Linked DNA regions of Mus musculus: region 2 is linked to region 1. Evidence: chromatin loops called from intact Hi-C (ENCODE). Cell type or tissue: heart. All regions are shown on one strand.

The links. Peaks named below come from ENCODE experiments on the same cell type or tissue, not always from the same donor. Only the 100,000 strongest peaks of a DNase experiment are listed, where the experiment ranks them.
Region 2: it touches region 1 in a loop (5-fold over the local background); 39 of 42 quality-filtered maps call a loop at or near these places.

What each region holds. Positions count from the first base shown.
Region 1 is chr11:57,775,733-57,780,732 of GRCm38, reverse strand. It overlaps Galnt10 (polypeptide N-acetylgalactosaminyltransferase 10), which reads right to left. Exons shown (of 12, transcript NM_134189.2): 8 at 2,995-3,102. Among named protein-coding and RNA genes, the nearest start is that of 2010001A14Rik, 23 kb to the left of the region's middle. In heart, no CTCF peak of the experiment used is centred here; a DNase peak (open chromatin) is centred at 4,692; H3K27ac peaks cover 253 bases.
Region 2 is chr11:57,546,665-57,551,664 of GRCm38, reverse strand. No RefSeq gene overlaps it. Among named protein-coding and RNA genes, the nearest start is that of Gm51895, 9.2 kb to the left of the region's middle. In heart, CTCF peaks have their summits at 1,208 (motif pointing right) and 2,582 (motif pointing left); a DNase peak (open chromatin) is centred at 2,544; H3K4me3 peaks cover 448 bases.

The DNA.
Region 1 (5,000 bases):
TTATTTGTTTTATGTATATGAATACACTATAGCTATCTTCAGACACACCAGAAGAGGCAATTGGATCCCATTACAGATGGTTGTGAGCCACCATGTGGTTGCTGGGAATTGAACTCAGGATCTCTGGAGGAGCAGTCAAGGCTCTTAACCCCTGAGCCATCTCTCCAGCCCGGTTTCTGTCATTTTTAACAACAGTTCCGATGGGATTCCATGACAAGAATAATTTGCACTCAGAAGGTCCAATCCCACCAGAAGGTGGGATCTCTAACAATCCTTAGAGGTTTGAGAGTTTTACTATGAGGCCTCAGGACAGCCAACTGTAAAACATCAACCAATGGCAACTGGATGTGGCCTTCCTTAGAGGGAGGTAGCCCTGGGCAAAGTGATGTGGAGACAGGAGGGTTGAGATCTTGTGCAGACTCCATTCAGAGCGAAGAGCACAAGTCTATGGGGTCCAGCAAAAGCCCCTGCTTGGAAACCTCTTCCTTCAAACCCAGGCCTCTTCCAATGGCCTGGACCCGCTTCCCCGCTTCCCCGCTCCCTCAGGACACCCAGGTAATTGGGTGGGCTCGACTTCTATCTCGAGGTTAAGCTGAGTTTCCCTCTGCAGTGTAACCAGTCGCACCTGTCTGTAAAGGTCTGCTTTAGGAGCAGACTGCATGGCGGGGCGGGGCGGGGCGAGGTGGCTGGACAAATGTTTTAGTGTTTTCTGGTGGGGATCTGCGTTCTGGAGACCAGATGGTCTCAAGGCACAGGGCTGTAAAACAGACAGGGCCCTATGTAAATGAGGGAGCAGGGCCGGGCGCCAATAAAACTTTATGATGTCAACCGCCATTTGATTTTCAAGTTGTCACAGATTCCCCTCCAATTGCTTAAAACTGTGAAAACTGTTCTTAGCTCATGAGCCAAGCAGAAAGTCACCTTCTCTGGAGCTTAGGGAGGCACGGTGACACCAGGGAGACCATGCATGGGAAAGAATCCTGTGGTAGATCCCCAGAGACAGCCAAGCTTCCTTGCTGCCACCGATACCACTGGAAAGAGAGTTCCTCTCACTGGGTGCCTCCACCGCAAATGCTGGGCCTGGTGGAAGTGGGAGGTCTCAGTGCCCTACACATCAGGAACAATCTAGAACACAGGGAAATCTCCGCTGGCCTGCATGTCAAGGCCTGGCCCCTCCGCCTGCTGCAGGGCTGCCTTTCAGTGACAGTGACAGGCTTGTGCAGTAAAAGACTGCACTGTTTATTCTAGAGGCAGATGTGCCACTCAAAGAGAGCATGCTGGCTCTCTCAGGGCCCTACTTGTCATTAGGAAGCAAGTGTTCTAGAAGCCTGTGAACTTTGTTGCCAAAACAGTAAGCCGACTTATTTCTGTCTTCCGAGACAGGGTCTCGATTGTGAAGCCTGAGTTGGTTTTGAACTCCCTGCTCCCTTTGTCTCTGATTCCAGAACGCTGGGGAGAGCAAACATGTTGCACGTGACCCGCAATTAAAGAAAGGGTGGCAGTGAGCTGTAGCCACGGTGGGTACAAGCACCTTGTGTACAGCCATACAGGCAATAGCTGGCCTTATAGGGAATAGGTGGGATGTACCACGGGGGCGGGGGGGGGGGGCTAGCTCACATCAAACACAGCATCTGACTGAGGACAGACAGATGGCCAAAGATGTTGAATACCTGAACGGGATTCAGCTGAGACACGGAGGCACCCTATCCAGCCCCAGCTGCTAACAGGGACGCAGCCACCAACCCCTGTGTGGGCGTCACGGCAACAGATGCAGGCGCTTGTCAGCCTTGAACTGGGCTGAGCTGGAGTTTGAGCTATTTGATGCATTTCATTTCCATCCAGGAAGCAGAGGCTAGAACCCTGGCAGAAGGGAGTTCACTGTGTCCCTGCTCTGCAGGGCGCCTGCTGAAAGGCAGGCTTGTGTGGTGGCTCTGCAGTCTTCTCTGGCTTGGGAAAGGATGCAGTTGGGGAGTGGGGCCCTGCTCGGGGGTCACTGTCCCCACGCTCCTGGTAGCCTCTAAGAGTAGCAGTCTCTAGCTTATGAAAAGACTGGTTGTTTTCCTGTTTGGAATTCCTCAGGGAGGGACAAAGGCATCTGGGAAGATGTCTTATCTGGAACCCAGCTCCCCTGTTAAGGGGCTGTCCACAGAGCAGCAGGCCTGGAGGCTGTCATTAGAGTCATTCACCACTAGAGGGCTCTGCTGCCCTGCCTTCTAGGCCATGTTCCGGCTCAGCAGTATTTGAAGTTGAGAAAAATGAATGAAAATGGCTCTCTGAGGGGGAACCGCTGGGAACTCAGGCCAGAGGGTCCCCCAAGGTTATTTTTGGGGTGTGTGGCTGCACTCTGGCCTCTCTAGTATCTCAAACATCACCGTGTCTTTTCAGAAGCGTCCCTTAGTTTTGAGGTTCCCTTTATTTAATTTATTTCCAATAAATTTTATTTCCCCAGTAAACGAACCCCATACTCCCTAATCTTGCTAATGATTATCCCTTGAAGTCAGCAGCCAACTTCAACCCCTGATATGGTTTTCAGGTCAATCACAGTTTTACATGTTTTGGGGGGAGGGTGAAGAAGATAACTATTTATTTACCACCCCCCTCCTGCCTCCCACCAAGGTTATCAACATAAAAGACCACCACTATGTCTGCTTGTCATGTTTCTTTAAATTACCCCGGTCAAGCTTTGTACCTCCACTAGCTCCACCACAAGTAACCCTCCTGTGAAATGACCAGTTCACTCCACCAACACATCAGTTTCCTGTCTTTTTTTGGTGCTGAAAGTATCAGAAAGGATTGAGTTTAATTTGTCGAAGCTCCAAACCCAGCCTCAGAGGACGCCGTCAGAGTCTCCATGTGGCCAGGCAGGGCTTCACCTAAGTTCCTTCTGGTTGGATTTCATTTGGAAATTGTCTACCAACCACTCAGCCTGGGGACCCAGGAGGCCTCCATGCTGCCAGAGGCTGTCCCCAATCCCCTGGAAAGCCACTAACTTACCCGGGCCAGGCTGACTCCGGCAGGGACCTTGTAGGGCACATACTTCCTGTAGATGTGGCCCACTCTGGAGCAGGGGATGTCCTCCATGCGGCCCCCACACATCCACACCTGTAGGGTGAGAAGAGAGGACAAAGGTGACCTAATGTCCCCATGCCCTCAGATGCCAGCATGCAGCCTGCATGGGCTTCACAGGTCCTGAACTCAGAATGGTGCAGAAAAATACTGCAAGGTGCAGAGAACGGCCAAGTGTGCACAGGGGCAGGCACAGACGCTGGGTCACGGACGTCGAAGGCCTGGCACCCAGTGGGCTGTGAGGGAAGGGAAGGCGGGGGGGGGGGGCTCTCGTCGGGGCATGACTAGACAGGATATCTTAATCCCATTCAACTTTACAAAGTTGGCTCTGCTCATGGGGCGTGGTGGGTGTGGTCCTGGGCAGATACTACAGTCCAGAATGGAGGCCACAGTGGCTTTGGGTGTGGAGGGTCCCAGCTGTTTCTGGGACGCCATCCACCGTGTTTTCACATTCTGTCTCCTGTGGATTGAGAGACTAGCACGGGATGACTCCAGTTCTGTACAGCACCCTTGCTGGGGCCCCACTGAGGGGCTGGGCTTCACATCCTAATCCATTCAGGGCTCTCAAAGGGTGAGAGGGTCTTTCTATCTCCTGCCAGGATAGATGTAGGATGTCCTTTGTGCCATTTCCCAGGGTGGGAGTTGTTTCAGAACGCAGGGGTGCTGTCTGGGCAGCGCAGTTCTATTCTGATGGTGGGGAAAGGAAAACCCCGGCTGGTCAATGGAACAGAACACTGGTCTCAAGATAATGGGCTCTGGATGCTAGATTAATGTCAAGGCCAAGCCAAGATCTGGACACTAGATTAATGTCAAGGCCAAGCCAAGAACTTTATTTTTAAAGCAGGAGATATTGATCAGCTGCCAGCCTCCCATCACCGCCACTCTCCCGTCGCCAGGGATTGATGGGTAAGCATGCTTTGCCAGGCAGGTATGCCTACTTGATGCCAGGCCACCCTCTGCCTTTCTGAGAGGTGGTGCCAAGCTGGTGGAGACAACTTGTGTATCCTGGTTTTGACCATCTTCTGTGACATGTGCACTAGCTAAAGCTGACCCAGCTCTGCTGTCCTTCCACTGTGCAATGGGCAAATGAAATCCAAAGCCTTCTTTTTCTTTTCTTTTTTTCTTTTTTTTTTTGCCAGGACCTCCAGCTCCTTTATCCCTGGCCACACCAGCCTGGCCACCAGCCTGATGCAACTAGGGTGACCTTGCTCTGCTGCAAGGTTTGAGGCAGCCAAGGTGTTCCCAGAGCTCAGGATGTCCTGAACTCACAGAGGACCTGGCTGGATGCTCTCCATGGATTCCTGCCCTGGATGGAGATGCGGAGGGCTGACTCAGAATGGGAATAAACCTGCTAAACCTTCCAGGCTGAACCTGCTGTTGACTACTGAGTCCATTGGACTACGCAAGATGCATCTTGCATAAGGTCATCAGCTTGAGAGCGGTCCCCATGGCTGACTTCCTCCTCTCGTCTCCCACCTCTTATCCTTGTCTCTCTCTCTACGGCTCTTCCCTCAGTCTGGAGAACTCCTTGTACCCTGAGCTCTGCTAGCTCCCTGCCTTCCTGCAGGCCCTGCCCTGACACCCCCAAGGGGCTTCTTGGCTCTCAGCAGGACTTGCACTTCCCTTCACTGCTTTCCTCTTAAACTAAACATAATTATGTGCACAGATGCATCTCGGCTGAGATCCTCCCGGGTGTCTGTGCCTGTCAGCACTTTCTCTGTGTGGAGGACAGTCCCACTCACTCCTCCTGGGCCCAGTGACCAGGCTAGCCACTTTTACTCCCTAGCCTTGAGGGCTGAGGTCTCAGGTCTTTCTCTTGGTTTTGAGAAAGGGTCTCATGCTCCTCTTAGCCAGGAGAGCAGTCATTGTCTGAAACAGAAGGGCCCAGCACATCCTTCTCTGGATGCAGCCTGCCTTAATTCTGCCTTGGATGA
Region 2 (5,000 bases), 230 kb after region 1:
GTAACGTTGGCTGTCTTCCTCAGACATTTGAGCTGTGCTAGGAGCATTCTCTACTTTGGAATTCCCAAAATTCAACATAAAGGTCTTTTCTCTCTGAGTTAGGTTCACTCCTCTAAGAAGGCAGTTTTAAAGATAACCCTGAAAACCATGTCTAAGAGGACTGGTTCCAAAAAGCTGCCCTCTGCTTTGTATGCATAAGACCGAGTATGTGAACACAACTAACTATGGAGCCAGTCATAGACACAAAGGGTTCTGGGAAAGGAAGTCTTATAGAGAAACGACAGAGGGAAGCTTTAGGACGCGAGTGTTTGCCTAAAGAAGGTACCTTAGTGTCGACCCTGCCTAAAGTTACCCAGGGATTAAAACAATCCTGGTGGGGCCAAGTGCCCCCACCACAGCCTTGACTGAGTCATGTTTCAGGTCATGTTTCCACGGTTCCAGTCGTGTTAGAAGGAACTGTAAGGTCATCTGAGTCAGAGTGGTAACAGGCAGAGCTGGGGTGGGGCGCGGTGGAGGTCAGGACATAGGGTGCTGAGGCTGGTGTGGCCAATAGGAGCCTCCTGATGTACAACTCATGACATCCCTTGATACAATCTTCTAAGCATGAAGCTTTCCTGAAATTAAATGCTCACTAAGGCATTTTGCAGCTGGCATACCAAAAGCCATCTACACTGTCACTGTACTGTGTACTACTGCTGTGCCCAAGTGGGTAGCTTAGCGCTAAGAGGCTCTTGATTGGAGAGTGGGCAGCCCCAGTCTCCCCCCCCCCCCTTTCTCATTCACCCTTCTCTCCACTTTAATTCTCTTGATGACTAGGGCAGCTTTTAGCCTTTCCTAGCCTTATTTCTCCGTTCAAATCTCAGAGTGGGAGTAGAAAAGGTGAGCTAGTAGGAGGGGACAGTGGCTAAACAATGACTGTCTCAGGATCCCACAGCTGTGGGGAGCATGGCTCCAACTTCACCACGAGCAAGCTGGGGAAATCCAAGGCCTCAGACCAATCATAGCACGAGGATGTTTTTATTTAGAGAATGGTCTGTGGTATGGCTGTAAAGCCTGAGGGGACACATTGAGAGGTGAGGCCAAAGTGCTTGCCTCTCAGAGCTTTGGGACTCTTACCTTTTAACAAGGTCTCAGGATAAACTACAGGGCTCTTTGTCTTACTATTTTATACGTACGCTTATGTGTACCATGTGTGCAATGTCCACAGAGGCCAGAAGAGGGCATGAGATCCCCTGGAATGGGTGTGGGTGGCTATAATAAGCCCAATGTAGGTCCTGGGAACCAATCACTGTCCTCAGCAAGAGCAGCAAGTGCTCTTAACCTCTGAGCCATCTCTCCAGCCCAGGGCAAACTCCTGTTTAATGAGTCCCACCAGGCTTAAGTGCTTCAGTCCTCCCAAACTTTCAAGGGAAACACTGAAATCATTTTGTGGCAGGAAAATCAGCAGCTGGCAGAGGACAAACGTGTTGTAAAGCCAGGTGGCTTTTCACTGCCCTTCTGGCTCCCTCTATGGCCTGTTCTGCAGAGGATTCTCCCATCCTCTTAGGGGGCCTCAGACTCCTCGCTTAGCCTGGCTTGGGCAGCAGGTTACTCAAAACTAGTGAGTATCATTTGAGATAGTGGGAGAGTAGAACAGGCCTCCCCTCATTGATTTTCAGGTGGATTAAATGAAATTAAGTTTGTAGTGGGTTTCTGAGCCCATGGTGAGGGTTTCCGGAATGTTTAGCTAATATGCTTAAGAGGCATGCAAATTGTATGCAAATGAACCGGTGGCTCCCCTGAATTCCAAAGCCAAGAAAATGGCTCTGATAAGATCTCTTCTGGCTTTCAAGTGCAAAGTGAGAGCTAATAAGTCACCTCCTGTTATCTGGACACTTGGGTGGCTCACAGAACGTTATCAAGTATCCCAAATGAAGAGACACAGGTGTGCCAACCACATTTTTCAAGTAAAATCTTGAGTCACACATCCAAAAGTGGGTCGAAAGTTTGTCTGCTTGTTTTAAAATTCTTAAGCCCAGAATTTTTGTATAATATGTTGTCATAAAGAACAATCGTAGGTGAGCTTCTAAGGAGAACTGGAGCCGCGTATGTCTGAAAGTGCTTGTGCGTGTGAGGGCTAAAGCACAGGGAAAGAGCCGAGGACATCCGGGGGCACCTTTGAGCCAGGCTTCGTGCCTGCCTGTGCTCTCCGTAATTCTTGGGAATCTAGTTTCTGGATGTCAACTCCACATGTTCACTCTAATTGCAACCCCGGACTGGGCCTCCTGAGTCTGGCCGAATTCACTCTTTCCCCCTCCCCTTTTCTCCCCGGGAGCTGTTGTCTGTCCATGCGTTGTGGCTTTGTTAAACTGTCCTCACCCTGATGCCTTCCTTGCAGAAAGCTTACCGAATATGGCTTGCAGCTGATCTCCCGGAGCTGCCCCCAACCAGATCTTGGAGATAATAATAAACATGCATCCATACCCCAGCTGGGCCTGATTGGTGGCTGTTTCCCACCCAGGAACGGGAGCAGCTGGCTGATTATTAAGAGCATGTGCCCCTGGTCCTATCAGTGGCACCACAGCGGCCTCTGCTGGCTGCCCCTGGAACTACAGTAAGTCTGATCTGGGTTTCCATTAGTCCATTTATAGCTGTTGAGATTTGCTGTGGACCAGATGTGGTTTGACATGCTGTGGAAACAGCAGTGAGAACAGATGTCCTTGTGTTCATTAAGTTTATGCTTTAGAACGGGTGGGGCTGAAAAACCAAATACACATATGTGTCAACACATGATGGATGATGGGATCTATGGAAAAGGTAAAGTGGAAGTGAGGGATACAGAGGGAAGGAGGGGAGCAATGTGTGTGTGTGTGTTCACTCGTGTGCCGTGCATTCGTGCGTTTGTGCCTGATTGCCTGTCCGTGTATTCTGTCACTCTCTGCCCTATTCCCCTGAGGCACAGTCTTTCCCTGAACCTGGAGCTGAAGCTAACCCAAGCCATCAAGCCTGAGCAAGCCTGTCTACACTTCCTTCAGCACTGGGATTTTGTGTTTGAGCCAGACCAAGCCTAGTTTTCTAAGTAGATGCTAAGGATCCTAACGTAGGTCCTATGCTTGCAACAGCAAGCACTCTTACCACCAAGCCTCTGGACAGGCTGGAGGGCGGTGATTTTACATAAGCTATTGGAGAAGCCTCATATGATATGGTGGCTTTAGAGGTGGCAGGTGGGGATCTTGAGGCAGAAGGAACAGCAAAAAGAAAATGTGAGTGTCTAGCTTGATTAGGATGAAGAATGTTAGTGTATCTGGCATTAACCAAGCCCATGGAGAGTAAAAGAAGATGCATTCTGAGAGGTGGTAGGCAGGCTGTGCCAGGAAAGTAGGCCCTTGCCATGGTGCCCAGACCTGGAAAATTAGTGACCCCAGGAGGCTGGATAGAACACAAATGATCAAGTCCTGTGCAGACTGAGAGAGTCAGGCATGCACCAGTGGGGCAGAGCTGAAGTGTGGGAACTGCTAGCTAAAGGGGGGTGGGGGTGTACCAGGACTTTGGCTTTTATTCAAAGACAAGAAACCAGCTAAAGTTTCTAGGCAGGAGAATGATTCGATTTGACTTTCAGAGGCAGACACACCCATGCCAGCTTTTGATTGGTCTGAGATGTGGTCTGGACTCTGCAGTTTCTACAGCTTACCAAGGGGTTCGAATGCATAGGCAGTTATGTCATGTTGGTTTCTAGGTGGAGAGGTCATGGGGTCATGAGAAGAAGCAGGGAGCTGAGCCAGAAGGCATGGCTGTCAGACAGGACAAAGGTGGCTCGGTGGCAGCAGTGAGGAGACAAAGGCTGTGGGTTCTGGCTCTAACTTGAGGCTGAAACAGACGCTTGCAGCAGATCTGAGGCTGGGTTGGCTGTACACGGGAAGCAGAGTTCGGAATGGTTGTCTTTACTCCAAGGTTGCTTTTCCCATTCCAGAAGAGGGGAGGTTGGAAGGGCCAGGAGTTTGATTTTAAACACATTATGCTTGAGATATTTGTTGGTTTGCTTTTGCTTTTTGAGATAAGCTGTGTAGCTCAGCTGTTTTGGAACTCACTTTGTAGACCAGGCTAGCTTGAACTCACACAGATCTGCCTGCCCCTGCCTCTGCCTCCTTGCCCCAACTAAGACGTCTTTTTTGAGGCCCAACTGGAGGTGCTGCCTGGGCTTCACTCAGTGGAGGTGACCAGGCTGGATGTGGAAGCCCTAGGTGCCAGTCGGTGTTAAATGACTCAAAGCCAGATGAGGTCAGTTAGGAGGGAAGAAAACAGACAAACAAAGTCCCCATATTTCTGAGGCAGCTACTGGGGAGTGCCACTACAGGAAGGAAGTAGTTACCTCAGGGACCAAAGAGAAAAACTATAGCAAGGCAGAAGAACGGTCAGAAGCTGATCAACAAGATGGAGGAGGATCTCAGGGTTCAGTGGCATGGAAGCACAGGGGACCACAGTGGCAGAAATCTCAGCACAGGGATGATGCAAGGGGCAGAGTGGGAGGAGGGAAACTGGAGACAAACAGGTTATTGGAAAGTTTTGTCTAATAGGAAAGAACCTGAAAGCTCTACTCATTGTTGGGAGGAGTCTCTACAATACTGGGGAATGAGTAGATATTTTAATAAGAACAAATGTTTATTAAGTGTATTTTTATACTCTCCTCGCTGCCTTTAATGCTGCACATGAATTATGCTCCTCCAAGCACTTCTTCCTCTCCGCAGAGCTCTGGAAAGCTCTGTTGCTGTCTCTAATTTACTGACAAAGGAGTCTGAATTCTAGAGAACGAGTTTTCATCCCCCCAGGCACAGCCAGAGAGACGGGAGAACAGAGGTGACTCCAGAGGCAAGGACGCCGACAGCAGAGATTCCCCTCACCACCTGAAGAGCCTGTAGCCCTGTGCCAGTTGGAGGAGGGGTGCTCTGTATTCACACTTGAACTTTGATGGTCCCCCAGAAGGAGCACAGTAGCAGTCAGTAATTGGTTAAAGCAATCATAAG